Regions from separate parts of the Homo sapiens genome. Here region 2 is linked to region 1. A link is an interaction called in ENCODE POLR2A ChIA-PET data of the cell type or tissue named here. Cell type or tissue: Panc1. All regions are shown on one strand. Links, peaks and the distances in the headings refer to the core of each region. The heading gives the core; the rest is flanking DNA. Region 1 overlaps POR (cytochrome p450 oxidoreductase). Region 2 has its middle 12 kb from the start of CCL24.

Region 1 (2,779 bases), core at 17-2,516:
TAGCACTGCCCATGCTGTGGGCTTGCTGCCGTGGACTTGCTGTAGGAATTGTAACACATGCGTGTGTGGGCAGGGGGTTGGGGGGCAGGTGGCATTCTGATTGCCTCCAGGTGATCTCTCCAGACTGTTGCCCCTGCGCTGGAGGCAGAAGCCGACTTCAGAACTGATCTGCCCAGATTTGAGAAAAGTAAAGCAAGACCCCTGGCTCTGTTTCTCTTATTATTATTAATTTTTTTTTTTTTTTTTTTTTGAGACCGAGTCCTGCTCTGTCACCCAGGCTGGAGTGCAGTGGCGCGATCTTGGCTCACTGCAAACTCCACCTCCCGGGTTCATGCCATTCTCCTGCCTCAGCCTCCCAAGTAGCTGGGATTACAGGCGCCCGCCACCACACCCGGCTAATTTTTTTGTATTTTTAGTAGAGACGGGGTTTCACCGTGCTAGCCAGGATGGTCTCGATATCCTGACTTCGTGATCCGCCTGCCTCGGACTCCCAAAGTGCTGGGATTACAGGCGTGAGCCACCGCATCCGGCCGCTGTTTCTGTTTTCTATATTTTTATTCAAAATTAATTGAGGCAATCAGCTAGGCTTGGTGGCTCATGCCTGCAATCCCAGCACTTGGGAGGCCAAGGCAGGTGGATCAGTTGAGATCGGGAGTTTGACATCAGCCTGGACAACGTGGTGAAACCCCATCTCTACAAAAAAAAAAAAAAAACAAAAAAACCAAAAATTAGCCAGGCATGTTGGCGGGTGCCTGTAATTCCAGCTACCTGGGAGGCTGAGGCAGGAGAATTGCTTGAACCTGGGAGGCGGAGGTTGCAGTGAGCCTAGATTGTGCCACTGTACTCCAGCCTGGGGACAAGAGCCAGACCCTGTCTCAAAAAAAAAAAAAAAAAAAAAAAAAAGAAGGCCGTGTTTGGTGGCTCACGTCTGTAATCCCAGCACTTTGGAAGGCTGAGGGGGTGGATCACCTGAGGTCAGGAGTTTGAGACCAGCCTGGCCAGCATGGCGAAACCCCATCTCTACTAAAAATACAAAAATTAGCCAGGCGTGGTGGCAGGCACCTGTAATCCCAGCTACTCGGGAGGCTGAGGCAGGAGAATCGCTTGAACCTGGGAGGCAGAGGTTGCAGTGAGCCGAGATCGTGCCATTGCACTCCAGCCTGGGCGACAAGAGCAAAACTCCATCTAAAAAAAAAAACAATTGAGGCAAAAGTGGGGATGGTCAGGAGGATGAACCAGCGTGAACTCCTGTGGAGAGTTTTGTGCCTGTAAATCACCTTGTGCCACCTTTTAATGTTGACGCTGGATTATATCCATGCAATGCCCTGGAGCTTAGGGGAGCTGTGGTCTCGTCCCCTTGGCATTCAAGCCAAGGAGCCAAGGCCGCAGAGATGCTGCTAGAAGCAGGCACGGGGAGCTGCAGCTGCAGCATCAGCCCCTGTGGGCCTGGTCAGTTCGATTTGTGCTGAGTCATGCCCACTGTTCGCCTGCTGTCCCTCCTGTCCCCCCAGTCACGCTTGCACAGATCTGACTCAGCAGCTGCCTTCCTCCTTTCACGTCATTGCATCGGGCACATGCTGGTCATGTGTTTCTAAATTAAGTCCTGTTGTGTGGGGAAAAGGCCATCAGCTGGGAGCGTTTGGCCATGGCCATCTTCAGTGGAGAATGTTCTCCAGGATACCTTGGTGAAAGCCCCGTGACTGCATTGATATTAGGGGTGCAGGCATCGTTGTACAGTAGTACCTTCCTGTAGCAGCATTCTGATCACAGCACCCCCTTGCCCTGTCCTCACCAGCTTCCCCAGGGCCAAACACCTTAGACTGGCATACAGGCCCCTAGGCCCTTACGCACTCATCTGGGTGTCTCTTAAAAGTTTATCTCGGCCGAGTGTGGTGGCTCTTACCTGTTATCCCAGCACTTTGGGAGGCCAAGATGGGAGGATTGCTTGAGCCTAGGAGTTTGAGACCAGCCTGGGCAACTTAGTGAGACCCCATCTCTACAAAAAAATTTAAAAAATCAGCTGGTATGGTGGTGCATGCCTATGGTCTCAGCTATGCAGGAGGCTGAGGGAGGAGGATTGCTTGAGCCCAGGAGTTAGAGGCTGCAGTGAGCTGTGATCACACCACTGCACTGCAGCCTTGGTGACTCCAGCCTGTTCCGTGAATGAATGAATGCTTATCTCTTATTCGCCATCTATGCATCCCCACATAAAAACACATCCCATTGCACCACACTTGAGTTACCCCAGACCCCGAGTTTCTCGTGTTCTAGGCTCTGGTACACGCTTCCTCTATCGGTAGCTTCGCTCATCCCCCTAATCTGACTGGTGGACCCTGATCATTCTTCACAATCCAGCCCAGATGTTGGCCTCTGGGAGCCCCTTCCTTGACTGTTTCAGACTGTCATGCCTGCTTTTTCCTTCCAGCTCTATTTCCCCTGCACCTGGCCTCCCCATGCAGCCGTGACTGTTGGGATAGGTCTGCCCTTTCTCATAGCAGGAGGACACCTTGGGGCAAGGTTGGCATGTCTGCTCCTGCCTGAACCCACACAGTTCCTGGAGTGCAGCAGGTGCTCCTCAGCTGTTTGCTGCACGCATGGACGTAAGAGTGACAGAAGCATGTCCTTCGACATGACGTTTTTGTACCTGAACATTGTCTAGAGGCTTTCCAGACTGTAAGCTCTGTGGGATTAGGAGCCTGCCTGCCTCGCACTCCCTGGCATCCTTAGTGCTTTGGGCCTCACAGGCCAGCGGAGCCCTCGTGCGGGTTCCAGGCCTGCT
Region 2 (3,020 bases), core at 206-2,705, 140 kb before region 1:
TCGTGGTGCACGCCTGTGGTCCCAGCTACTCAGGAGGCTGAGGTGGGAGGATCGCTTGAGCCTGGGAATTGGAGGCTGCGGTGAGCCAAGGTTGCACCACTGCACTCCAGCCTGGGTGACAGGGAGACCCTAAAAAAAAAAAATCATTTTTCATGAGTCATGTGACAAGTTTACCTGGGGACAAAAGAGGACTCCCCCCAAACATGGGCCAGTTTTGGCTTAACTTGGCTACAGACGGGGCCCAGACCCTCCCTGACCACAGCCAACCCCCGACACCCCCTCCATCTTTAGATTCCTCCTTCACAAAGTGGCTCAAGAAAGAGTGTGGTGACTCTGTGGACGGGTCATCATGCTGGTGGCCTGCCCCGACGCACGACAGGGTGGTCAGCGTATGATCTCCACACGCATCGACTGGCCGTGCATATCCAAGGCTCATGTTCTGTTGTAAGGCCAGGCAAGGGCAGGCCAGGCTGTCTGGTGGACAGTTCAAGTGCCCCAAAGGCCGTCATTCCAACCAGTGGCTTTTTTTTTTTTTTGAGACGGAGTCTTGCTCTGTTGCCCGGGCTGGAGTGCAGTGGCATAATCTCAGCTCACTGCAGCCTCCGCTTCCCAGGTTCAAGTGATTCTCCTGCCTCAGCCTCCCAAGTAGCTGGGACTACAGGCGCCCACTACCGCACCTGGCTAATTTTTGTATTTTTAGTAGAGACGGGGTTTCACCATGTTGGCCAGGCTGGTCTCGAACTCCTGACCTCGTGATCAGCCCACCTCGGCCTCCCAAAGTGCTGGGATTACAGGGGTGAGTCATCACTCCCGGCCCAACTGGTGCCTTTTTTATCCAGAGGCATCCGTGGCTGCTAGAAAAATGACACGGGGGAGGCGGGGGGCCCAGAGCCTGCCGGAATGGCCATAGCAGTGTCTGCCAGATGCCCCGGGTATAGCAGGACCAACATGCCCCTCTGCCTCCCAGCAGAGCTTGGATATTCTCCTGTTAACATTTATGGAGACTTATCATGAGCCAGGCATTGGGCTTAGTGCTTCTCATGCATTAATTGCCTAAATTATCCTCACAGCCCACCTATGAAATAGATATTTCTTTTTTTTTTTTCTGAGACAGAGTCTCATTTTGTCATCCAGGCTGGAGTGCAGTGATGCAATCTTGGCTCACTACAACCTCCATCTCCCAGGTTCAAGCAATTCTCCTGCCTCAGTCTCCCGAGTAGCTGGGATTACAGGCACCCACCACCACACCTGGCTATTTTTTTCGTATTTTTGGTGGAGACGGGGTTTCACCATGTTGACCAGGCTGGTCTCGAACTCCTGACCTCAAGTGATCCACCCACATCAGCCTCCCAAAGTGCTGGGATTACAGGTGTGAGCCACTGCACTGGGTTCCCCCTGAGGGTTTTAATTCCCTGGCATTTCTGGTCTGTCATAGCAGAGTAGCCTTTGGTATAAGGCACCCCAGTCCAGAGATGGAGATACTATTGGCGATGGGAAAACATCAGGAGCACACCAACTGGGGCAGCCCAATAAAAAGAGGCATGGATATCACATCATCAGCTTCCCTGACTTTTTATCATAAAAGTGGTTAATGCACATAGTAAAAAGCTCAAACACCATGAAAACGCACTAATAAAAGTATATCTCGGCTGGGCATGGTGGCTTACACCTGTAATCCCCACACTTTTTGGGAGGCCGAGGTGGGTGGATCTCCTGAAGTTGGGAGTTCGAGACCAGCCTGACCAACATGGAGAAACTCTGTCTCTACTAAAAAAATAAATAAATAAATAAATACAAAATTACCTGGACGTGGTGGCACATGCCTGTAATCCCAGCTACTCGGAAGGCTGAGGCAGGAGAATCGCTTGAACCCGGGAGGCAGAGGTTGTGGGGAGCTGAAATCTCACCATTGCACTCCAGCCTGGGCAATAAGAGCGAAACTCGTCTCAAAAAAAAAAAAAAAGAAAAAAAAAATTCTCTCTCCCAGATCCTAGTCCTGAATTGCCATCCTGTCAGAGGTGTGTGAACCAGAGTGACTCCATCTTGAATAGGAGCTGGGTAAAATGAGGCTGAGACCTACTGGGCTGCATTCCCAGGATGTGAGGCATTCTAAGTCACAGGATAAGACAGGATGTCGGCACAAGATACAGGTCATAAAGACCTCACTGATAAAACAGGTTGCAGTAAAGAAGTTGGTCAAGGCTGGGCATGGTAGCTCACGCCTGTAATCCCAGCACTTTGGGAGGCCGAGGTGGGAGGATCACCTGAGGTCAGGAGTTCAAGACTAGCCTGACCAACATGGTGAAACCCCGTCTCTACTAAAAATACAAAAAAAAAAAATTAGCCGGGTGTGGTGGTGTACGCCTGTAGTCCCAGTTACTTAGAAGGCTGAGGCACGAGAATCGCTTGAACCCGGGAGGCAGAAGTTGCAGTGAGCCGAGATCATGCCACTGCACTCCAGCCTGGGCGACAGTCAGATTCCATCTCAAAAAACACAAAAAAAGAGATTGCAGTAAAGAAGGCAGCCAAAACCCACTGAAACCAAGATGGCGATGAAAGTCACCTCTGATCCTCCTCATTGCTCATTATACCCTAATTATAATATATTAGCATGCTAAAAGACACTGCCACCACTGCCATAACAGTTTATAGATGCCACGGCAACGTCAGGAAGTTACGCTATATGGTCTTAAAAAGGGGGAGGAATCCTCAGTTCCAGGAATTGCCTACCTCTTTCCCTGAAAACTCATGAATAACCCACCCCTTCTTTAGCATAGAATCAAAAAATAACTGTACGTATGCTTATTCGAGCACCCCATGACACTGCTCTGCCTATGGAGTAGCCATTCTGTATAACTTTACTTTCTTAATAAACTTGCTTTCACTTTACTCTATGGACTTGTCCTGAATTATTTCTTGCACTAGGTCCAAGAACCGTCTCCTGAGGTCTGGAGCGGGACCCCGTTTCTTGATAGTTTGTATGTCCAGCAAATTACTAATCATATGTATATCTTTTTTGT

Evidence for each region. ChIA-PET counts read pairs that join two places held together with the same protein. Peaks named below come from ENCODE experiments on the same cell type or tissue, not always from the same donor. Only the 100,000 strongest peaks of a DNase experiment are listed, where the experiment ranks them.
Region 2: POLR2A ChIA-PET joins it to region 1 with 9 read pairs; 3 of 35 experiments call an interaction of 5 or more read pairs at or near these places.

What each region holds. Positions count from the first base shown.
Region 1 is chr7:75,936,595-75,939,373 of GRCh38, forward strand. All of the region lies in intron 1 of POR (cytochrome p450 oxidoreductase), which reads left to right. Among named protein-coding and RNA genes, the nearest start is that of SNORA14A, 5.8 kb to the right of the region's middle. RefSeq lists an enhancer at 419-1,032. In Panc1, for the core only: no CTCF peak of the experiment used is centred there; a DNase peak (open chromatin) is centred at 1,517; H3K27ac peaks cover 331 bases.
Region 2 is chr7:75,799,852-75,802,871 of GRCh38, forward strand. No RefSeq gene overlaps it. Among named protein-coding and RNA genes, the nearest start is that of CCL24, 12 kb to the right of the region's middle. RefSeq lists an enhancer at 1-481. In Panc1, for the core only: no CTCF peak of the experiment used is centred there; no DNase peak of the experiment used is centred there.